2 separate regions of the Homo sapiens genome follow, and region 2 is linked to region 1. A link is a loop called in an ENCODE intact Hi-C map of the cell type or tissue named here. Cell type or tissue: PC-9. All regions are shown on one strand. Links, peaks and the distances in the headings refer to the core of each region. The heading gives the core; the rest is flanking DNA.

Region 1 (12,402 bases), core at 1,696-9,695:
TAGGTCTGAGGTGCTGGTGAGACGAGAGGAGGAGGCCATGCAAGGATGGGTGACACTCTCTAGCCCCTACTCATCCACCCTTAAGTCACCAGAGAGTATCGGGTAGATGCCACAGAGAGAAGAGAGGTAAGCTGGAAGATAGAGGGCCTCTGGCCTTTGGCTTGATCCCAGGCTGCATGGAATGCAGATGGAACACCAAACATCAAGACCAGTGTGCTGCTCTTTAAGCCCTGTCCCCTGCCACTGCTGGGTGGGCGCCTCTACCTTTCCAGACCCCAGGTCTCTGTCGGTTCCTTGGGTTCTCTAGACTGGGTTTTTGGTACCAGCAAGGGTGGTCTCCTTCATCTCTGCCCTTTCCCATGAGCCCTCACTGCCCAAGGAGACACTCCACTGACCTCCCTTTCTCCTGCCATCTAGGCTGCACTGTGTGGTCCTGCTCCCTAGAGAATCTGATCCATTCCCTCCCTTTTATCCCCTGTAAGGAGTAAATAATCACAAGATCTTCTAGCTTAGATTTCAGCGGTCACGTAAGTTAGAGCCTTCAGTGTGCAGATGGGGAAACTGAGGCTCAGAGATGGGAAAGAACTACTTATTGAAGGTTACTCAGAGAGAGCTAGGGTAGAAGCTGAGCCAGAACTCAGGCCTCTTAAAGCCCAGGCTTGGATTTCTTTTTCTTCTTTGTAGAAAAAGAAATCGAGAAATAGAAAAAAAAAAAGGGAGACAGATGGCAAAACAGAAAAAGCTACTGCACAGGGAGTCAGTAAGAGACAGGAACAAACTGAGAGCGAGAGCGAGCGAGTGAGTGAGCGAGCGAGAGAGAGAGAGAGAGAGAGATGTGAGAGACAGAGGGGAGAGGGAGCAAGAGAGAGTTGGGGTAGGGAGTAGAGAAAGAAAGGAAAGAAAGAAAGAGAGAAAGAAGAAAGAAAGAAGGAAAGAAAGAGAGAGAAAAAAAGAGAAGAAAAAGAGAAAAAAGAAAGAGAGAGGAAAGTAAAGAAAGAGGTTAGTAAGGCAGTAGATCAGGCTGCCTTCCTGCTCCTGCAGGGGCTGGTGGGAGCTGAGCCCATAGCCCTGTAAAAGGCAGAGATGGGTGGCCTCAGAAATTCTTACCTGCCAAACCCCATCAGCCCTCAGAGGCCCAAACCAGAACTGAGCAGTTGATCTAAACAGAAAACAAACAGAGCAAAATGAAAACACGCTGGCTGCCCCCAGGCTGCGGCTCTGTGCATTCATTGGCCCCTGGGAGGCCACTGGGAAAGCAAGGCACAGCTTTTGTAACCCTCCTCTCTCGGCGGCACCCCCATCCCACAGCCACCCCCCACCAAGAGCCATAGACTCAGCTCTGTTCAAGATGCCATGGCAGGGAGGGGGCAGGGCTCTTGGGGCCTAGGAGGTGGGGCTGGTGAAGGCGGTGTGTTCCCTTGCCTTTGGCCTGGCAGAGAGACAGCAAGGCCGGTGGGGGGCTGATAGAGAGGGGAAGCGGTGGGGTGATAGAGTTCTGCCCCCTCCCTCACGCAGGGCTGGGGATTCCTAACCAGTCCTAAGCTTGTCTAGGGTGTAGTGAGGGTGAGCAGGCAAAAAGAGGGCACATTGAACACCTACCATGAGTACAGTGTATCACTCTTGGTCTCCATCGGGCTTTGGAGCTAGAAATGATGAAGAAAGTTTCAGTTTACATCTTACTTATTGTTAATAACAATGACACAAGTGATAACTAGTAAGGGTCTTGTGCTTTGCAGATACAAACTACCCACAGGCAAACTCACTGAATCCTCAAAACCCTACTGTGCAGTACTGTGATTAGCTCTATTTCACAGAAGGGGAGACTGAGGCTCAGGGAGGTGAATCAGCTTGGCACACAGCTGGGAAGGGGTTGAGCTTGGAGAGCTGAGAGCAAGTCAGTGGACTCTGGGTTGAGATGTAATGACCAGAGCCAGTGTTCAACGTGGGAAAGTACCTCTCTAAACCCAGGGACATTGCCCAGCCCTAGAAACTTCTCATGTTATCCCAGGGAGTAGCAGAGGCAAGCAGTGTGTACAGGGGAAGCCAGGAAAGGGGACTCAGAAGAAGTGACCTGGGGAGGTGGCAGGGTGTTCTGGGTGGGACCACTCCAAGATCCAGGGAGGTGCTCAGTGGCTGGAACTCCCTCAAGGATTGAAGTTGAGGAGGCTCAGACAAAAACATGTCATCAACAAATATTTATTATTGAGCACTTATGGTGGTAGAGGTCAAAACACAGGCTCTGGAGCCACACTGCCTGGGTTCAAATCCCAGTTTCACTACTCACTGTGTGACCTCGGTATAGTTCTTTAACTTCTCTGTCCCAGTTTCCTGATCTGTATGTTGGGGATAATGATAGTAACTACCTCAAATAGTTTGTGATCACATTTTTTTATTCTAAGTAATGCAGCTGCAAGAGCGCCTGGCACATGGTAAGCCTCAAATATTAGCTCCTGATGTCCTTGTCATTATTGTGGTCATTTGCCTGGCCTGCCCTGAGCACTAGGATAGTATTGGCGAGCCAAAGCAGCTGTGGTTCCTGTCCTCATGGAGCTCTGAGTCTGGCAGGGAAGGTAGCCATTCATCACAAAGTAACACAACAAAAGAAAAACCGCAACAGTGAGAAGTGCCATGGAGGAGAGGTCCATGGTGCCATGAGAGTACAAAATGAAAAAATGTGTCCCAGCCAGGAACATATGTGGACGTTTCCTTGAGGAAGATACACTTGAGCTGTGTTCTAAAGTCGAAGTAGGAGTCAAATAACAGAAAAAGAGGAGGAAGATCAACTCGGGAAGAGGGCACAGCATGTGCAAAGGCCCAGAGGCAGGAGGGAGCTTGGGAGTTTAGTACAAGATGTGGTTGGAGAGGTACGCAGGGGCTAGATCAAGGCAGACCCTGTAATTTGTGGTCAGGAGTCTTGTCTTTTTCTTAAGAACAAAGGGAAGCCAGTGGAGGATTTTAAGGATGGAGTAACATGATCAGAAAAAGACAGGGCCAAATCCTAGGTTGAGACAGGTCTCTGGCTGTGAGGTGGAGAGAAAGGCCACATAGAGCAGGATGGGTAGAGGCTGGGTTGCAGTCTTGGCCCTGCCGTTGGCTCCCTTGATGCACGGCCTTGAGCAAGTCCCTTTTCATCTCTGGGCTTCAGTTTTCATCATATACCAAATGGTCTCTGAAACCTACTTCAGGGGCCATCTTGTCCTTCTTTGTCTACTGTAGGTCTCTATCCCCCATTAAGAGGGGAAGAGGGCAGAGAAGAGATTCTGAATGCAGCACAGCCCCCTCTCCTGTCTTCTTCTTCCCTACACCTCCACAATGTGTTCCCGACCCCATGTTCAGGCTCTGTGGGAAGGCTCTCTCCTCCTCCTCTTCATCCACCCATGCTTGGAGCATCCCTGTCAGCCTCAGGACATTATGGGATGGGTCCACCCAAGCCCGGGACTGAGGGAGGCTCAGGGACCCCCATAGTGGTTGCTGGTAACGCTGGAAAGCCCAGAACCACAGGCAGCTGGGAGAAGCTGCCCCCGCCAGGATGATGGAGTGGGTGTGACATAAATTTCTCAGGACAGGCAGCAAAAAACATTTACAGCCCCTCCTTGCTGAGTCTGGTTCCAATCAGGCCCCTGGCCGGCCCGCTCCCTACACCCGCCACACTGGGCTGGCTCCTCCAAAAGCCAGAGTCATTTAAGGCTTTTGTCTTTTCTCCTCCTCTCCCTACTGTTTCAAGAAACATTCACAAAGACATACATACATATAGGGCCCCTGCTCTTGTGGGGCCTCTGTGTACCCCCATGAGTGTACACATACACACTTATCCATACACACATGTGGCCCCCCCCGGGGTTTGGTATACCCACACACATATACAGACTAACAGATACACACACATACACACACACACACACACATGCACGCACACACACACCACATTCAGACTGGAGACTGGCCTTGGGTGGGCTGAGGAAGGCCATAACCTCAATTGCCAGCCATAAGCCACAGAGAGCAACATCCCCTCAGGTTAGGCACCGAAGGACCCAGGAAATGCCTTCCTGCAGGAACAGTTCCCGGGTCGCTCCTCTCCTGCTCCTCCTCCCAGCAATCCCTGGCTGCCATGGCAATGGCCTGCCAGGTCTGCCTTGGGAAAGCCCAGGAATGCCTTTTCTGAGGTGGAGTTAGGCTCTGGCCAGGCGGGGAGCGGGCCCTGAGGGAAGCAGAGGCTAACTGAGGGTGCCTTAGAGGGTAAACTGGACAGGCACAGGAGCCCCATCTCCCTCTCAGCCCAGGGCCCCAGAGGCCTTGGGCAAGCCCTACTCCAGCTCTGTGTCGCCCTCTTCCCCAGGCTTCTCTGGTACTCCACCCTGTTCCTACCCTCAGCTCAGACCACCAAATGCCTCACCCTGCCACCCAAGAAGTATCTGTTTCTCTTGATCCGAGCTGAACAAACTTCCTTTCACGGGCCTCTCTTGCCTACCTGAATGCTGAAGCCATTTGGTTCCTCCCGGAGAAGCCAGAAGGGGCTCTCTTGTTTACTCAGAACGCATGGGTCCAGTCATTTCACACCAGATCCCTGAAGTCAGGCCCGGCTTCTTTCCACAGCAATGGTCTCACACACGTGGGAAGGCTGGCGTCGGCAGAGAGGGAGAAGTTACTCCATGCACAATTTGGTGAGGATTTGGGGGCTAAGGGAATCCATTAACCTTTTTGCTTCTTTTTCCCCTAGAACAATCTGAATGGTGGTCCTGAAAGAACCTTAAAAAAGAAGCCGCTTTATGTGGGAGGGTATCATCTTCACCCCTTGCCTGGAGGCAGGATGATGCCATGTTATGAATGTGTGTTTAGGGAAGCCAGACCTGGGTTCAAATTCCTCATCATTCTTTACCAGCTGTGTGAACTTGGGCAATTAAGTTGAACATATTGATGGGTTTCTTCTCAAGATCTAACATGCCCAGAACATGGTCCATACTAAATACTCAAGAAATGCTCAATCTAGTTGCTTCACACTAACTCTGCCCCGCTGAAATGGACAGGCCTAGGGAGGGGGCAGCAGGAGGAAGGGAACTGATGTTCATTACATTCATTACTTTATTTAACACTCCTTGCTCCTGGTTGAGGTATTTACTATTAGGATCTCTGAGTTGAAACCTGCTCTCTCTAGCTCCTGAGCTCACACCAGGACATCATCCCATGCTGGAGGGATGGTGGGGGTGGGGGTAGGTCTTTTAACCCTGGTTTTGAGAGTGCTGCAGGCTAGTGCAAGAGGTGTTGTCAAGACCCCACCTCCAGCTGCCCCCTTCCTTGGGGGAAGTTGAGCAGACCAGCTGGCTGCCAGAGCCCGGCCACAAGCTGCCTCCAGAGTGACTTGGTGGACAACTTTATGAGGCAGAAAATCCAGCATCCACCTCTGGGAGCAGCAGCAGCAAAGTAGCTGACTTGGCTTTGAGTCATGCTCTTGCCCAGATAACCCAGAGCCCAGAGCACACCTGGCCCCAGGCATTTTTCAGCTTCCTTAGGCAGGGAAGCCTCTGAGAAGCCTCCAGGGAGGCAGATTTCAGCTGAGCATAAGCAAAGTCAGAGGTCTGCAAGGGTGGAACCAGTTACCTGGCAAGGAGTGAGTTCTCTATCACCACAGGTGTGTGAGCAGAGGCTGCCTAACACCCAGAAAGCTGGCTAGACAAGGGGTTAAAGCCTTCACCTAGGACAGGGGTTTCTGGCCTGGAAGTGGCCCAAAAAGAGACCCATGAAATTAAAGGCCTTCCTGAAATCATGTGCAACACTTTGTTTGCTGTGTACTTTTATAGGAAATGGGCTCGTTGCTTTCACAAAGTTGTTGAAGAGCACGCACTCCCCAGTGTACTTACACAGATAAGGAAATGGAGCCTTGGAGAGGGAAAAGTACTGACTCAGAATCTCTCAGCTTCCTAACCAGCTCACGATTCCACCCTGTTTTCTACTATACAAACTGCATTCCCATCCTGTGTAGGTGTCTCTTGATTCTCATGACAGCCTAGTGAAATGGATCACTGTTCTTGTCATTTTCCAGAGAAGGATTCTGGGGCCCAGAGAAGGGAAGGGCCTTGCTTGGGTCACACAGACAGTTAGAGGACAAGCCAGGACAAGATCCCAGGCATCCTATCAATTATTTTTCCCAAACTCCATTTTGTTCTTGCCTTCCAGAGGGCCAAGAAGCAAAGCTGCCTACAGTGGGATCTGCTGCTCCTCCTCCAGCCTGCAAGAGAACTCATAGCACCCTCTTGCCCGCTTCTTGCTCCCCATATTCTGGGGACCAGCCTCCACATCCCACCCCGCAGGCCTTGCTAAACATTCCTGGAATCTGGATTTGGAACAGTGGCCAGGGCATGGCATGAAGAGGGCACGAGAAGGCACAGAGCTGCAGTTACTCCTCCCCTCCAGAGAGCTTCCATTTTTACTTGAACCAGCTTGCAGCCAGGTGTGATCCCAGGAAAGCTGGGTGGCTGATGCTTGCACCCACACAGAAGTGCTTGTGACCTGTGTAAGCAGTGGTCAAGCCAGGAAAAGATGGGGCAGTGGCCTCTGCAGAGTAAAGAGGGCCCAGGGCCAAGGTAAGGAGGTCAGCCCCTTTCTAGACAATGCCACCTCTCTGTTACAGTTGAAAACAACAAATCTCTGTAGAATCTTCGGGGACAGGGGCCTGAAGATAAATGTCCCCCTCCACATCCCCCTTGGTGATGTCCCTGAGATGGGGCTGGTAGGCAAAGCCAGCCCACTGCCAGCCTCTGCTATTCCAGGGATGGACAGTAGAGGTGAGCGTCCAGCTAGCAAAGTAGGCTTTCCCTGCAAGGGACAAAGGCCAGTAGGTGGGGAGGTGGGGCATTAGCCATGAGGCATATCAAGCAGGAGAGGGGCAGGCCCTGAGCGGTGGGCTGTGGCCAGACAGGATAGGCCAAGAGAAGATCACAAAGACCCCAAGACCTGCAGTGCCACATAAAAACTGGCTGCTCAGTAGAGCTGTCTCCAGCTGGGCCAAGGAGGCCCTGTAAGCCACAGTACCCTTCAATTTTTCTTAACAAAGCTTATCCCTGTGCATTTTTGTTCTGATTATAAAAGTCAAACATACTCATAGTGGAGAATCTGGAGAATGACAATTACAAAGAAGAAAATTACCAACTGTGTGATGTTGAGCAAGTCACTTCACCTCTCTCCACTTCTGTCTCCTCATCTGCAAAATGGGGATAATATGGTATTTCTCCTGTAGGATAGATATAAGGAGTAAGTGTATATAAATATATGTAAAGTGCTGAGAAAAGCGCTATACAAGTGTTAGCTTTTATTATTATAATCCACTATAATCCCACCACCTAGAGTCAGACACTGTTAACAATTGGTTAATTTCCTTCTAGTCTTTTTATATGAACGTTTACTGTTAGTAAAAACAAAAAATCAGGATCATGCTGTATCTATGATTTGGTATTCTTCATATTTTAGCTTAACGTTATAGCATGAGCAAATTTTTCCTCCATAATATCCTTATAAATTGTAGATAATTGTATGTATTTAATTTTCTTATGGTGGACATTTAGCTTATTACTGTTTTTATGAATTGCTTTTACATATATTTTAATCCAAATTTGCAGATATTTCTTTAGTGTCAGTTCCTGTAAGGGTAATTATCGAGTCACAATGTATACCTGTTTTTAAGGGTCTTGATATTTCCAAATTGCCTGCCAAAAAGGCTATACCAATTTACACTTCCACCAGCAGTACATGAGATTGCCCATCTCACCGCAACCTTGGCCACTATTTTAAATTTTTGCTAAATTGATGCACAAAATGTATATCCTTTGTATTCCAACTGGTTGGAGTCAGGAATGGGACAGAATACCATGACAAGGACTGTTAAGTGGGTTCAGCCCTGTTGGTTAGAGTGGCCCAGATATACTTCCTACCTGGAAAAGGAGTAAGAATGAAAGATATGGTTGTGTGGTCACTCTAAGAAACCAAGAAAAAAAGCCCTAGTGCTAGGGGAATGAGGCCCAAGAAGATGTGATTGTCAATCCTTAGAGTTGGCCAGAAGGCCTCCCCCAAAATATGTGTGGAGTCCCCCTGCATGGCAAGACAGGAATAATTGTAATGTAAATTGGGCTTTGGAAATGCAAATGTAAATTCAGAGCTGGATGCATTGACATGGCTTCTGAACACTGGAGGCCTGGGTATGTGACTCAGGGGTCCCTGGCTAAAAAGCAATCCTAGGAGCTTTCAGAGAAACAGAAGATGGGGCAGTCATATTGTACAGAGAGCAGCTGCGGAGCTGTAGAAGTCAGGGTGGCCACTGGGAAAGAATCGTGGAGCCGGAAGGCTGGGAGGAGATACTGCTCAGGCATAGGCGGCTCCTGGGGTAGCGCAGGGCACTACGCAGGCCTCCCAGAACTGTGCAGGTACAAGCCGAGGGCTGGAGCTGAGGGCTAGACTTGATGTGTAAACTCTCAGCCAAGGCAAGTCAAAGGCGCAGGAATCAGTGAGCGGAATTCCATGAAGATGCAGATTCATGTTATCACCAGACCACAACTCTGATTATTGAGCAGTGACTGTTTGCCATGCTCCTAAGATAGGAGGTCAATGGATAATACCTACTCTACATGTGGGAACTGGGGCACAGAATGCCCAAATAACATGTCCAAAGTTACAGACAGTCACTGGGAGAGCCAGAAGCTGAGTCCAGGGCTCTTTTTACTCAGGCCCCTTTAGGCAATGAGTTCGGCAATTGATTTCCTTGGGTAGAGTTGGTGCAAGTTCTCCTCACTCTTGGCTTGAGTAGAGGAGTTTTCTTTGCCGGCCAGAGCCCCTGAAAGGATGTTATTTAAAGTACAGTAAAAAGTTGTTTGTATAGAAGCCCAGATGCAATAAAGCTAGAAAGAATGGGTTTAGATAGCAGCAGGAAGGACTTATGATAGACTCCAGGAAGAACCTCAAAGTACTTTATTGTATCTTTAGATACAATAGATAACCAGGAAGGCCAGGGTGCCTGTCTCTGCTATTTTCAGCAGTTGTCCTTTCCCACACCTTTTCCTTTCCCTTTCCCAACATCTCATTGCCCCATAGTCCCTCATTGTATGTGTTCATCAGAGGTGGTCTTGCCCACTACTAGCACACTCTGAGATCCTAGGACACTTGTGGCAATAGAACAGCTAGGATCCAGCTCAAGTCAGGAGTGGCCTGAAATTTTGTCACCCACACCCCTCACCAATCTCTGCCTGTGGGGCTCTCCATTTGACCCAGTGGCCTTCCCCACCAGCCAGAGTGTTGATCAGGGCAGCATCACAGAGAGTTAGGGGTGAAGACAGCAGAGTGGTGCAATGGAACAAGAATGGACTTGTGTTACACAGACTGCATCCCTGCTGTGCTACTACAGCTAGTTTGACCCTGAGCAGATGCATTCGCCTTCCTGGCCCTCACTTTATGACTGTAAAATGGAGGATGATAGTAACTATCCCATTGGGTTGCTGTGAGGTTGCAAATGAGATTGTATATTTAGTTCATAAATGTGGCCAGAGCGCCTATGTTCTGCCAAGCCCAGTGCTAGGTAACTGGGGGAAGGGGGGCCACAGAAATGAACAGGAGGGCCAGTCCCTGTTCTCAAAGAGCTTTCAGTTATACTCACTTCCTCTTTCCCCTTCTGTGGGCAGATACTGAAAGCAACCTCTTCCCAGGCCAAGAATCTGGGTTTCCAGAAGCTCTTCCTCTCTCTTAGGGCAAGAAGGATGGGAAAGGGTCTTCCATCCTGCACTTGACCCTTTGCTGGACTCTTCTTTATTTACACATCAACAGATGATTGACAGGCCCCAAACCCAGTGCCTGAGTACTAGTCCTCCTTATTCATACCCACTGTTTCAGATTAACCCAACATCTCTTGTCCTCATGCCTAGAAAGCTCTCTATGGACACAGATAACGCCTCTTTATAGATGAGGAGACAGAGGCTCAGTCTTGTGAGGGAGGTGGCTCAAGGTCCCAAGACAGGTACGTGATGGAGGAAGGGTTAAAATCCAGATCCCGATGGACTGCAAAGGCCTTTCTCCTTCCTCTACACCACATGGTTGGGAGAGAGCTGGGACGTTGGGATTGTTCCTGAGGCTCTAGGCAACAACGGGGACAGCCAAGTCCAGGCCAGTCCAGGTGCTCACCCCAGGTGTTTCCTCACAAGCTTTTCCTCAGACGTCTTGTCTCTTCCCTTTGCGGAGTAAGGCTCAGAGGAAATGCCTCACCACTCTCCAGGCATGTGCTGGAGGCTGAGGACTGCTGTCTCATAGGGGTAGGAGGAGGGCTGGTAATCTCAGCACAGAGGAAAGCCCCTCCTAGAGCCAGTCTGGCCCTCTCGGCACCCTCTCAGACATTCTCTGGAGCTCTTGCCAAACCTCCCCTGGGTTTTTCCAGAGGTCCAGGGAAATTCCAGGAGTCAAGGACGTCAATGTTTCTGACATACACAGTCACAGCATCCCACAAATGTACCTGGCTGATCACACTCAGCTACAGTCTCTCTTTTGAATATGGGTGTGTAAGCAGGCCTGTGCATGTACACACACATACACACATGCTATAAATGATGAGTCAATTCCACAAGCCTCCTGCAGAAGCCCATATCTTCTCATCCTGTTTACATTTCAGCGAGTCCCACCTCACGTTGCCCTGAGTGTGTGTACAGGTCACAGCAATGCTGAGAGCAGCGTGGGCCAAGCGCAAGACTGGAGCTTCCACCCCTCCTCCACTGGTTTCATGCTCATTTTCTTTCCTTTTCCTGTTCCTCCTCCCAGACAGAGTTGCCTCCCTCTTCCAAAAGGCCACCCATGCTTAGCCACCCCTCACCTCGACACACACATATCATCGTCCCAGGTCTCACTGTCACAAAGAATAAAGCTGAGAGCTGAGTCTGCTGGGGTGTGGGTGGCGTCAGGCCCAGAGAGGTCACATGCAGCTGCCCCAGCTGGCAGGAACGTTCTAGAGAAATGGGTGGAAGGAAGCATTTTAGGAGCAGCAGGCCAGGCCAGAGAGCCCTGTTGGGTACTACGGGCCCAGGCAAGAGGTCTACTTCAAGAAGATTCCATTAGGGAAGTAAGACAAGAGGCAGTGCAACATAGCGACTGAAAGCAGACTGGAGCCAGACTGCTATGTGACATGTGATAGTTACTTAATCTGTCTGTGCCTCATTTTCCCCATCTGTAAAACTGAGATAATAATAGCAACCTACCTCACAGGGTGGTTTTGAGGTCAAGTAAATGAATACATGCAAAATGCTTACACAGGGCCTGGCACAGAAAAGCACTACATAGAAGTGGGGTTATCTTTTTTTTTTTTTTTTTTAATGAGATGGCGTTTCACTGTGTTGCCCAGGCTAGAGTGAAGTGGTGCAAACACAGCTCACTGCAGCCTCCACCTTCTTAGCTCAAGCTATCTTCCCACATAGCTGGGACCACAGGCATATGCCACCACATCTGGCTAATTTTTTTATTTTTTTGTAGAGACAGTGTCTTGCTATGTTGCTTAGGCTGGTCTTGAACTCCTGGGCTTAAATGGTTCACCTGCCTTGGCCTCCCAAAGCTCTGGGAATACAGGTGTGAGCCACTGAACCCGACTGGCTATCATTTTAAGGATCAAAATTATCAGTATTTCTCCATGACCCCCAGTCACTTACACAAACACACACACACACACACACACACACACACACACACACACAAAACCACTCGTATTCTCCTTCCTCTGCAGGTGTCAAATCAGCCTACAGATCTCCAAGCCAGTGCAGGCAGAGGCCGTATGACACAAGCAACCTCAGTCACCACTCATCCTCCATCTACTGGCCAGTCCCCCTCCAATAAATAAATTTCTGATTCTGACCCCCAGCCCAGGCCAAGGCTCACATTGGCTCATGAGAACTGCATGTGCATATCTCTTTACAAAGCTGTATCCAGTGATGTCATATTCATAGCTTGAATTCAGCCACTGTGGGAGTATTTATACCATGGCAATTGGCAACACTACAAATCAGAGATTTTTTTCCCCTCCCCGTGAGCAAGCTGTTAAATATTTACCAGCACAACATTACTTGTACCAACCTTTCATTTCTCCGCATTCCACCCTGGGGCCCTTCTCTACATGACACTTGCTCTTCTTCCAGACGCTAAATCCAACTGTAGCTGACTCCCTGCAGCAGCATTGCCCCATCTGATTAATATCCTGTGACTACTTCCTCTTGGAACCTCAAGGCCCACTGTTGACTGTGCCCCTGCCCTTTGGCACCAAACTTTGTCCACCAGGGAGCCCCCTTCACCGCTAGTCAGACCTACTCCCCAGCCCCCATCCTAAGCAAGTATGGGAGTCTCATGCCAGGCCCCTGCCCCATCCTTTCCTCTGCCTGCACAGTGTTGCCCTAAATT
Region 2 (12,402 bases), core at 2,226-10,225, 100 kb after region 1:
GTCTCCTCCAGAGCCACCATTCTCCTCTTCCTCCTTCTCAGACTTCCTTTCTTTTCAAACCTCATCTTCCAGCACCCCCTACAAACTTTTCATCCTTCCCAGTCTGCCTTTCAGCCTGCCTCCCAGCATTGGCTCCCTACTCTCTCTTCTTCACATCCCCAGCTCTCTCCTCCCTTCTCTGGGGCAGGCAAGGGTTTGAAATGCCTTGGGTGAGAGCCATGGAGGGTCCTGGGAGAGACCGTTTCTTAAGTTAATAGGCTGCCCTGTCAGGAGCTGTTTCCTGAATCTCCAGCTAAATCGTCCTTTGCCCACTTCATCCCATTAATCCTGCTGCTGAGAGGGGAAGAGGCTCATTAAGTCATCAGATCCTTCCACCCAAGTCTGGGCTTCTCTCAGCTTCCTCTGTGCTTGCGCATGGCCTTTGCCCCTGCTTTCTGGGCTTTGCTTTCAGGCAGGCATCCCCAGGGGCTGCCCAACATTTGCAACCTCTCCCATTAGGTCTTCATTTACACACTGTGTCCCACACTGGCATGCACACACACACACACACGCACACACTCACAATCCCCACAGGGAACATATGCCCCTGACAGCCAAGCTCTCTGCATTTCATTTATTATCATCACCATCAACAGTCACCATCTATTGTGAACTCACTATGTGCCAATTCATGTGCTAAGAGTTTTGCCTACACTAGCACATTTAATGCTCCCTACATCCCTGTGAGTTCACCATTTTTAACACCCTCCACCCTTTTTACAGGTGAAGAAACTGGGATTTAGATAAATTCAGGGACCAAAGTAATACCATGAGAAAGTGTAGAGCTGGGACTCAAACCCAGGCCAGTCTGACTTCTGAGCTTGTGCCCTGATTTCTAAAAGTACTACTGCATTTTCCTGCCTGTACCTACTCCCATGGAGACAGACACAGCAGCACAGCACACACACTCATGCCCACATGTGGCACACACCATACACACACAGAGCACATACTCCTCTGTCATCATTACCCAGACTGTGCCCATTTCACATGCTACACACACTCACAAACACAGAACACACCCGCAGGAAGAATGCACCTACTCAATCCAGTCATTTGATAACCATTAATTGAATGTGCCAACCCGACTAGCTCTGCCCAGTGTTAGACACTATGATCACTCAAGAGAGGAAGGAAGTGCCACACCTAGAGTCTCTACCATATGCCAGACCCTATGCCAAAGAGAGTCTGTGGTCATGGGAACATGTGTGAGCCTGCACATATATGCATGCACACACCCCACACACACATACACACACACACACACACACACAAACACTCTAGCTAGATTATTCCCAGGCCTGGTACTCTTGGGTCCATGAGACCTAGAGACAGCTGGGACAGGTATTTGATGGTACAGTACCCGTATTCAATACGGGTAGCTAGGGGAGGTGGAAAGGCTGGGGGTTATTGAGCCCACTGAAACTAGGTCTCAGGAATCTTAGACTGTCCAAGCTGGGAGGAAGGGATGTCAGAGATCTCCCATCCCGGCCCACTGCCAATGACTTATATTTGTTAACAGAGTGGGTCCAGGCCGAGAAGTGGTGTATCCTGCCAGCCTCCACAGGCTCTGGAGCCCAAGCTACCTCTTTGGGCTCCAGGGACCCAGGGTGAGCATCCATGAGCTTTCCCACGCTACCCCGTCACTTTTGGCCTGACTTAGTTCTACTTAACTCCCCAATAAGGGAAATGAACAGGAAATTAAAGATAACTAGGCAGTTTGAGAGGATTAAGAATAAGGGAGAGCAGCATAATCATGTCATAGTTGCTATCAGACAGGAGAGCACACCAAAGGAAATGTAAATGACCTCAAGCCAGCCAATTACAAGAACAAGGGCAAGGCCAGCAAGCAGATAACAGAATCCTGAGTGTGGGACAAAAACATTAATCACCCAACAAGGCTGCTACCCCAGCCCGGCCTAGCAAGGCAATGGGCCCAAGGATAGGAAGGCAGAGAAGGGTCCTGAAAGACCTCTGTGGGGCAAAGAAGCTGCTCTGTGCCTACTGGCTTGGTGGGGCCCCTGGCACAAGGAGGAAGGAGGTGTTGCTGGGCTTGGCAGCTGGCATCTCGTGGCTTGGGAGCTAAGCCAACTCCTTTTGCATTCTAACGGAAGAACTTTGAGCCCAAGGACTTCAGGCATGGAGGATCCTTGGTCAGTATCATATATTGGAAAGTTCCCTGAACTGGGAGTCAAGGGGCCTAGGTTCCACTCTCAGTCCTGTATCATCCTAGCTGAGTGGCCTTGAACAAATCATTTCCCCTCTCTGAACTTGCATCCTCATGTCTACAATGAATGGGTTTTTGAAGAATAAAATGAAATAATAACAACCAACATTTATTGAGCAATTCCTCTATGTACTAGCACAAGGATTGGCAGATTTTTTTTTCTTCTGCAAGGCACCAGAGAATAAATATTTTATTTTACTTTATTTTATTATGTTTTAGGGACAGAGCAAGACTCTGTCACCAAGGCTGGAGCACAGTGATGTGATCATAGCTCATTGCAGCCTAGACCTCCTGGGCTCAAGCAACCCTCCTGCCTTAGCCTCCCGAGTAGCTAGGACTACAGGTGCACACCACCATGCCCAGCTAATATTTTAATTTTTAATAGAGATGAGGTCTCACCATGTTGCCCAGGCTGGCCTTGAACTCCTGGCCTCAAGCGGTCCTCCTTCCTTCACCTCCCAAAGTGCTGGAATTTCAGGTGTGAGCCACTATGCCTGGTTGAAAAGAAATATTTTAGACTTCACAAGCCAACAGTCTCTGCTGCAACTGCTCAACTCTGCTGTTGTAGCACAAAATTAGCCATGGAAAATAGGTAAACAGCTGGGCATGGTGGCTTATACCTGTAATCTCAGCACTTTGGGAGGCCGAGACAAGTGAATCACCTGAGGTCAGGAGTTCGAGACCAGCCTGGTCAATATGGTGAAACCCCATCTCTACTAAAAATACAAAAATTACATAAACGTGGTGGTGCATGCCTGTAGTCCCAGCTACTCAGGAGGCTGAGGCATGAAAATTGGTTGAACTGGGGAGGCAGAGGTAGCAGTGAGCTGAGATTGTGCCACTGCACTCCAGCCTGGGCAGCAGAGCAAGACTCTCTCAAAAAAAATAAAAAGAAAGAAAAGAAAAAAGAAAGAAAGAAAGAAAGAAAGAAAGAAAGAAAGAAAGAAAGAAAGAAAGAAAGAAAGAAAGAAAGGAAGGAAGGAAGGAAGGAAGGAAGGAAGGAAGGAAGGAAGGAAGGAAGGAAGAAAGAGAAAGAAAGAAAGAAAGGAAGGAAGGAAGAAAGAAAGAAAATAGGTAAACATATTAACATGACTGTGTTCCAATAAAATTTTATTTACAAAAGTAGGCAGTAAGCCAGACTTGGCCTTCTGGTTGTACTTTGCTGACTCTTGAACTAGACTCTGAAAGCACTTTATTTTCATGATCTCATTTGATCCTCAAACAACCCTGGGAAGTCGATGCTATTATTATTATCCCTGTTTGATAGGTGAGGAAACTGAGGCACAGAGCAGTTAAGTAACTTGCCCAATGTCATATAGCTAGGAAATGACAGAGCCAGTATTTGAAACTAAGCAGTTTGGTTCCTGAATCCATGATCTTAACCTTTACACTACATGCCTTCCAGACTAAGAACAATGATAATTATTATAACAATACTAATCGTTGCTTGCGTTTCCATAGGACTTTACACATTCCCAAAAGAACTATCAGAAATACCAACAGTTCTCCCTGAGGAGTCATGACCTACTGGTGTGTCACAATCAATTGCACAGTGTGTCAAAAGTCATTTGTTGCTAATAATAGTTGTAAGAAATGATTTACTGCTGTTTTAATAAACGAGAGTTGACCCAATGTTATCCCTCTAATAATGTCCTGCTCACTCACTTGCATTCAGATATGCTTCCTGGAAAGAGAGCAAAAGTGCTGGAGTTTCAGCCGCCTTGCCAAGAATGCTGGGGAGGATGGCATTCAGAGGCCTGCTGTCTGCCAATCACTCAGAGAGAAGCAAGGGAAAGGCAAACAATGGCAGATATACCCCAGCCCCCTGGATTGTCATCAAGGCTGGGGGACTTGGGATGATTAACCCATTGGACAGCTGAAGAAAGGGAGGATCATAGAGATGTAGTGAGGTGCCTGAGGTCACATGGCTAGAGTATGAGGCGTAAGCGATTTATCAATGGGTAGATCAAGTGTTATGTTAGAGAAAAAGACGAGTAGCCAGACAGAACGCTGTTCAAATCCTGACTACACCACTTACTGCATGGCCAGAATCTCTCTCATCAGGCCTCAGTTTCCATATCTGTAAGATGGGGATATTAACTGTACCACACCTGACAGGGCCTTTTGTGAGGATTCATTGAGAGAATAAGGAATGTCTGTGACTGCCGAGCCAGGCTGTCTAGCCTGGAAAAGAGAAGACTTGGTGAGAAGAAACGGGAAGAGAACTTACAACGAAGGAGTACCTACCATGTGCCTGGAAAGCTACCAAAGCTGTCTCCAAAAAATTCTCCCAACAACTCAGAGGTGGGAATAACTGTTTCCATCACACAGATAAGAAAACTGAGTCCTGGGGTCACCCAGCTAAAAAGTGATGTGGACAGAATTGGAAGCCAGGTTTGTCTGCGACTCCAGAGCACTATAAGCATTGGCAACCTTCAATCACGTGAGTGGAGCACCAGATGGGAAAGCAGAGGGGTTCCTACTTCCAACAAAGATGCATTGAGCACTTCCTATGTACCAGGCATTGTTCCAGGCACTAAGGATACAGCAGGACAAAGTCCCTGCCCCCATGGAGCCTAACTAAGTCCACTTTGCGGTCCCTTCCAGTTTGTGGTACCGTTCTAACTCTGTCATGATCCTGGGCCAAGTGTCTGTTCTCTACCTCAGTTTACCCCCATCATAAACCCTTCCCAAGGGAAATAAAAAGGAAAACTGTTTACCCCAAAGCTCGCCTCTCCCCTACTCCCCACCCCAAACCATGGTGTCACGTGTGGCTTCCTGCCCAGCCAAGAACAAAGGCTGGAGGAACCACTTCTCTGGGACATCATGTGCCTCCTCCCAGGGTGTGGGGTCTGTGGACCCAGCTTGGCCTAGGCCTGACCCTGATGAGCTGTCCCTCGGAACAATGGTCAGAGGCGTCTCCCCCAGGACTCTGACCAAGGATGGGAAGTAGGGCTCAAGACAGGCTGGCCTGGGCATTGTTTAGAAGGCACATTTCCTGGTTGAGCTGGCAGCCAGAGCCCCTGGGACACTGGAGTGGGCCCAGGAGGGCCTGCATCTTTCTTCCTCTCCTCCAGAACAAAGCTGCTATTTCTGCTTCCATCTTCCCTTGGAGGAGGCCCCAGGCTGCAGAGCTGAGCTCTGCCTTATCCACCCCAGGGCAGAACACGGGCTTACACACACCCACACTGCCACACAGGGGTTGCTACACTGAGCCAGGAGGCTCGACCCTCCCAATGGCACACATGCAAGAGGCTAGTGAAAGCCAGCAGCCAGGCAGTGGGGCAGTGGGACACCTTCTCAGATAGTTGGGCATGGGCTCACTGTCGGCAGTATAGTCCTCCAACAGTCAGTCCAGGGAGCCAGCGGCTCATGGGTGCACATGCAACAGCAAGGTAAGGTGGCACTCAGCTAGGCTGGGGCCTGGGCAGCTGGCAAGGCAGGTGAGCCACCAACCAGCCTGCTCTTCATTCATACTAGGCCTGAATGGGGGCTGCAGGCACAGCCCCGTGGTGATCACTGAGGAGGGGGTGAATACCAAGGCATCTAGGCAACCAAGAGAAAGGACTAAACCCTCAGCAATGCAAAGAACTCACCCCCCACCCCCTGCCCCACCCCACCCTGCTCCTTTGATCACACACACACACACACAGACCAGCCCTGGCCCTGCCCTCCACATGTCCACATTTCTTCTGTATCCCCCACCACACACACACCACATCTGGGGAAGGGCTCTGGGCCTTTGGGCCTCACCTCTGTGTGAACCTCTCCTTTGATCACCACACCAGCCACAGGGAGGGAGAGAAGTTGTGGGGGAAGGGGAGGGAGGAGAAATTCTCCCTTTCTTTGCCCCTCTGTGTACAGCTTACTGAGGCTCAGAAAAGGCAAGCCTCTTGCTGAAGGTCCTCTAGCAAAAGATGAAACCAAAGTTCTGAGCCCTGACCTTCCATGGGCCAAGGCCTCAAGGAATCCCATAGTATCAGCTGGAAAGAATGGGGGAATGTGCCCCAGGATGACAGAGAAGCAGAGAGCCACCTGTTTCTTCTTCTCCATCCTAGCATGTAGATAAATATAACACCCCTCCTATTACAGCCCTTGACTGTTTACAAAGTGCTACCCATATGTTCCTTCATTTAATCCTCCCAGCAACCCCAGGAGGAAGGTATTATTCTCATCCTCATTGTACAGATGAGCAAGCTGAGGCTGGCACAGACAAAGTGACTTAGTTGCCCCAGATCACCCAGCAAGGAAGAGGAGACGCCAGGATTTGATGGCGGGCCTGAAGCCCCTAGGACCCTTGGGTGGCCCCTCCGTTTTCAGTGACAAACTCTGAGACTGGACGTGAGAAGGCCTGGCCTGCTGCAAACAAGACTGGAGCATGCAGCTGAATCAGTACTGATTGACATACTTATTCCTAGGGTACTAATGAACACTAGCCAGTCAGACCTCTGGGCAATCCCCAGCCCTGACACCTTGTCTGTAATACCCACAGTCCCTGTCTCTCCCTATACTCTCTACTGGAATGCTACCTGCTTGGCATCAGGAGCAGGGGCCTGGGCCCGCTTCCCAGCACCCTGGCTCCTGGAGTCAAGCTGCCCCTCAGCTCCTGTCCCTGCTCAGCCTATGACATGGCTCAGAGGCTAGGGGCTGGAATGGTACTGGGGAGGGGAGCCTGAGTCATCTCCAGGCCAGGAAGCACAATGTTTGGCAGGGTTCCTGGGCCCAGCTAAGGAAGGAGCAGGAGCATTGAGTTACAGAGCCACCTTAGGCCAGGGAAGAGGTGGTGAGGAAGGGGGTGTTGGTTGAGTCCATGGAGATGGGAAACTAACAGCAAACCAGGGTCCACAGGCTCTAGGCAGGGGGAAGGACCCAGGCAGCCTCAGGGCACCTGGGTGGGGGAGGGGAACACAGAGATGCCAGTAGGACCTTTATTCTCTCCAGTCTTCCTTCCCAAGCCAGCACCCCCTCGCCCCCACTCCTGTCCCAGCCAAGGCCCTCTCTCCCTGCAGAGCTGTGTGACAGCTGGGACAGTTCCAGAGAAGGGAACCCCCTCGACCCCACAGGGGGAGGGCGCCACCTCCCGCCGCCTCCCTCTACCTCTTCCTGTCACGTCTTTGGCCACCAGTGTTTCAAAATATACTGGCTCTTGGCTGGCTGTTTACTTAGGAATCAAAAACATCAAGTTTCAAATTCATTCCCACAGCTTTAGCTCTCACCTCTCGGCAGACCATTCCCGTCTAAACTGCTCTCCTGAGCTCCAGGCCCACAGAGTTGACAGCCTACTCGATCTGTCCTCCACAGGGGTAACCCTCAGATACTTCTAGCTCAACAGGGCCTAAACTAAAACTCCTCTCTCCCTCACCCATCCACGACCCATGAAAAAAAATTCCAACCTCTGTCTCTAGGAGGTATGTCACCATTCTTCAGCTGGGCATCATTCTTGGTTTCCTCCCTCCCTCCCTTCCGTCCTTCCTCCCTCCTTTCCTCCTGCCTTCCTGCCTGCCTTCCACATTTACTGAGCATGTGCCAGGCACTGTGCGAGGAAGTGGAGGTTGGCAATGAGAAAGTCAGTTGTGATCCCTGCCCTCCTTCAGCTTACAGTTTGGTCAGAAGAATAAACAGAAAATCGCTGGGCAGGTTACTAAGGGCTGAGATGAGAGTAGTACAAGGGGCTGGGGGAGCCCATAAGAGAAGTATCTGATTCTGGCTTGGGGTGGGGATCATGGAACACCTCCCAGAAAGCTGACTGAGCCCCAGCATGTAGGGTCACTGAGTTAGGCTCAGGGTTCGGGGAGCGGGAGGGCTGGAGTATCCCAGGTAGAGAGAAGAGCAGATGCAAAGGCCAGAGGTAAGGGGCCGGTGGGGGGTGAGGTGTCTTGCAGCGATCAGTGGAGCAACTGAAAGAAGTCACAGTAAAGAGAGAGAGCTGAAGCTAAGAATTGGGAGGTAGAGGTCATGCCCGGTTGGAGATGAGGCAGAAGAAATACCTAGGCACCAGAGCACCCGGGCCTTGTAGGTCATTGGAAGGGGTTTAACCTTTATCCAAAGACTGTCAGGAGCCATTCGAATGTTTTAAGCAAATGAAACTCTGACGTGAGTTTCCAAATTGCAGTCTTCTTCACCCTGCCTTTCAAATTGTCTAGCTCCACAGTGACTCTCCACCACTTACTATGCCTTCTTTCACCAATCTCGTGGGCTCAGACCATTGCACAGCCTCCAGATGGTCCCTCATCTTCAGGTCATGGACCCACCCATGCCCCAAGCCAGCCTCCAATCAAGAAGGGAGCTAATGTTGTATATGTACACATACAGATCCAATCACATCCTATCACTTATCCCACTTCAAGTACAGCCATAGCTCCCCCATGACTTTTGGAATAAAGTCTCATTTCTCAGCCAGGTGAACACACAGATCTTCCCCTCTCTGGCCTCAGCACCAGGTCTGGTCTACTCACTCTGGGTGCTCTATCCACAAGGCCCGGTGCAGCATGTCCCAGATGCAATGCAGCTCTGGGCATTCATCCTCTTGCTGATTTTCTCTTCTTTGATTTCTCCCTCATGCTTCAGGGTCTGACTCTAATGTTACCCACGTGCTATTTCCCAACCCCCTTCCTTTCCCTTCACCAAGTCAGGTGCTCTCTGGAGCTTGCCTGTAATTTAATGTACTGCCCACCCCCCAACCCTGCCAGGGATAACTATGCCATGTGAATCTGCCTCTCAGCTTCATTCCGCTTCTGCCTCTGCTCTGTCCCTCTGGCAACAGCTTGAATCCACCTTGATGCCCAGATCTGGCCTAGCCTACCTGCTTCCTTGCAGCTTTACCATCAGACTCTGGCCAAGCTGTGGCCTCTCCAGTCTTCACTCCCAGCAGCCCCTGGGCTTAGGAAGTCTTCGTGTTCAGAGAATCCCATCAAAATCTGACCTTGCTTTCTCAGGCCTCCCCTCCTCCCAGCACTCACTAGCTGAGCAGTGCCGAATGGAATTTCCTTACCTGTGATCGGGGCTTGCCTAGCCCAGGAGAGAAGCAGAGGCTGGTGTGGGGCTCTCCATGGAGGGTCAGGCCCGCACTCTGGAATGGAATCCCAGCTCCATCTTGGCGAGGGGACAGGGGAGCCAGGCTGGGTCTGCTTCTGAGGAGTTGCTATTTTAGAGGGACAGATAAAGTTTGTCCCATGGTGAAGAAATCAACCTTCCCCTCACATGCCCAATACCTTCCTTTTCCTGGCCTGGGAGCCTGCTTGAGTTCAGGGGTTGATTGGATTTAAGCGATACAGAGAGCTCCGGACATTCATACATGTTCCCCAAACTAGGGCCAGCTCAGGAAGCCAGGGGCTCCCTCTGCTCCTCCTCAACATCCATGCTGCTGAGCCCCTCTCTCTGCATCAGCTTGGGGCCTCTGGGCTGCTTCCAGGAAGCAGGGTGCTTCTGTATAGCCCAGTTTGAAAAGGAGAGGAGCGGGAGAGATAGCTTGATATGGATTTTTGTGGTTGGAGGTGATTGGAATCCCAGCTGTGTTCCCCAGTCCCCTCCCTCCTCCTCCAACAGTACCCCTCCTCCTTCAGAGATGGGCAAGGGAAAGGAAGGGGAGAGAAGGGCTCTTCTCCCCTCTCAGTGTTCAGAGATACCCCACACGCATAGCAGCCAGATTTGCTGAAATGACCCAGGGCCTGACAGTGGGGCCAAATATTTCAGGCAAAGACCATCCTGGGTGATTTGGGGATATCTGCAGGGTCTGTCCTTATAAACTTCCCCCAGAGAGGAGGTTCTCAACCCTGGCTTCACATTAGAATCACCTGGGGAGATTATAAAATGCTGATGCCTAGGCCCCAGTCCCAGAGGTTCTGTTCTAATTGGTCTAGGCAAGAGCCCAAGTGTTGGTGAGTTTCTTTCTTTCTTTTTTTCCTTTTTTTCTTTTTGAGATGGAGTCTCGCTCTGTCGCCCAGGCTGGAGTGCAGTGGCTCAATCTCGGCTCACTGCAAGCTCCGCCTCCCAGGTTCACGCCATTCTCCTGCCTCAGCCTCCCGAGTAGCTGGGACTACAGGCACCCATCACCACACCCGGCTAATTTTTTTGTATTTTTAGTAGAGACGGGGTTTCACCATGTTAGCCAGGATGGTCTTGATCTCCTGACCTCATGGTCCGCCTGCCTCGGCCTCCCAAAGTGCAGGGATTACAGGCGTGAGCCACCATGCCCGGCCATGTTGGTGAGTTTCAAAAACTCATCCAGTGTTTTTAATATGCATGCAGGTCTGAGGGCCCTCACTTTATAGCAGGATTTCCCAGCCTCAGCACTATTGACATTTTAGGCCAGATCATTTTGGCTGTGTGAGGCTGTAGGATTTTTAGCAGCAACCCTGGCCTCTACCCACCAGATGCCTCTAGCAGCTACCTCTCTCCTGTCCCCAATATGTGACAAGCAAAAATGTCTCCAAGAATTGTCAAATGTCCCCTGGGGTGCAAAATCAGTTCTGATTGAGAACCACTGCCTTAGTGTTAGGGACAGCCTTGAGGTGACTGAAAGTCCCTTCAGAGCAGCTTCACTGTCCTGCCTTCCTCTCTGGCCTAGTCCTCTGGGCAGTCAGTCAGCTTGCTCTCTGGGCCTGGCCCTGCTCTAGGGAAGGCTGGGAGCACACAAGCAATCTGACCTCACTCTTGTCTCTAGGGACACAGAACTGAGAAATCAAAGGTCAGAGCATACTTGGGGATCCAGGAATTCTGGGTCTAATCGGACTTACTCTGTGACCTTGTATATTTCACCCACTATTTGACAACTGTTTTTGACCACCTATCAACCACCAGCCATTGTGTTGGGTGCTGAGGGTTCAGCAATGAACTGACAGACACTGTCCCTGCCCTTGTGGGGCAGAGGGTCAGCAATCTTTTCTGTTAAAGGCCAGATAATAATTATTTGGGGCTTTACAGTCTCTGCCACAATTACTCAACTCTGCCATTGTAGCATGATAGCAGTCATAGACAACATGTAAATGAATAGACATGACTATGTTCCAATAAAACTTTATTTACAAAAACAGGCAGTGGGCCAGATTTGGCCTGCAGGCTGTAGTTTCCTGGCCCCTAGTTTAGTTGCAGGGGTTGGCAGGGTCAGGGTGGGTGGGGGGAGGGGGGCAAACAGGTGCTTAAGTATTTACAATCCATGATGAACCATGCTGTGATAGGAGCTTGACAGGGCAGCAGAGGAGAGTGGTAGAGGAGGATCAGAGCCTACAGAAGGGGCACCTAACCCAGACTGGAGGAGAGGATAAGTCTGGGAAGGCCTGTAGGAAGAGGTGGTACTGGAGCTGGGTCCCAAAAGACACATCAGGGGCTGGGCGTGGTGGCTCATGCCTGTAGTCCCAGCGATTTGGGAGGCCGAGGTGGAAGGATCCCTTGAGGCTGGGAGTTCAAGGCTAGCCTAGGCAACATAGCAAGACCCTAGCTCTTAAAAAAATAAAATAAAAATTAGCTGGGCATGGTGGTACACAACTGTAGTTCCAGCTACTAGGGAGGCTAAGGCAGGAGGATCACTTGAGCACAGAAGTTCAAGGTTACAGTGAGCTATAATCATGCCACTGTACTCTAGCCTGGGTGACAGAGCAAACTGTTTCCCACAAAAAAATAAAAAGAAAAGAAAAAAGAAAAAAAGGACACATCAGAGTAATCTATAATCTGAGGTCTGAAGGCTGAGGAGGAGGTGGCCATGTGAAGAGTGAAGAGAAAAGTATTCCAGGCAGAAGCTGCAGCCTGGGCAAAGCTCAGGAGCAGATGAGGCCTGGCACATTCCATACGGCAGGGAAGAGAAAACACAGGAGAGGAGGGGAGCAAGGGGAGCTCTTGCAGTGTCTCAACATTTATTCTCCACCTCTGAGAAGCCACTGGGGTTGCTGAGCATGGCAGTCATATTATCTGCTTTGACTTGTGAAACCTTCCCTCTGACTACCTTGTGGTAAATGGACTGGTGGCCATGAACAAGGGTGGAAGTAGGAGGAGAGGGAAGGAGGCAACCACAGGCAACAGATGATGAGACCTGGACCACGGTGGAGGCTGTGGAGCTGGAGAGAGAAGAGGGTGGACTCAGCATGCCTTGGAGGTAGAATGGGCAGGATTTGGCAATTGATTGGATGTGATGAGGACTGGGG

Evidence for each region. A loop is a pair of places that touch in the nucleus more often than their neighbours do. Peaks named below come from ENCODE experiments on the same cell type or tissue, not always from the same donor. Only the 100,000 strongest peaks of a DNase experiment are listed, where the experiment ranks them.
Region 2: it touches region 1 in a loop (9-fold over the local background); 5 of 110 quality-filtered maps call a loop at or near these places.

The regions. Positions count from the first base shown.
Region 1 is chrX:69,025,822-69,038,223 of GRCh38, reverse strand. It overlaps LOC102723911 (a long non-coding RNA gene), which reads right to left and starts at 7,220. Exons shown (of 5, transcript XR_938425.3): 1 at 7,141-7,220; 2 at 4,469-4,618; 3 at 1,600-1,643; 4 at 1,108-1,159. It overlaps LOC105373242 (a long non-coding RNA gene), which reads left to right. Exons shown (of 6, transcript XR_001755876.1): 6 at 6,172-7,104. RefSeq lists enhancers at 1,295-1,796, 3,881-4,689, 9,695-9,884. In PC-9, for the core only: no CTCF peak of the experiment used is centred there; DNase peaks (open chromatin) are centred at 5,473 and 5,893; H3K27ac peaks cover 1,852 bases.
Region 2 is chrX:68,924,283-68,936,684 of GRCh38, reverse strand. No RefSeq gene overlaps it. Among named protein-coding and RNA genes, the nearest start is that of EFNB1, 100 kb to the right of the region's middle. RefSeq lists a silencer at 6,863-7,066. In PC-9, for the core only: no CTCF peak of the experiment used is centred there; a DNase peak (open chromatin) is centred at 6,944.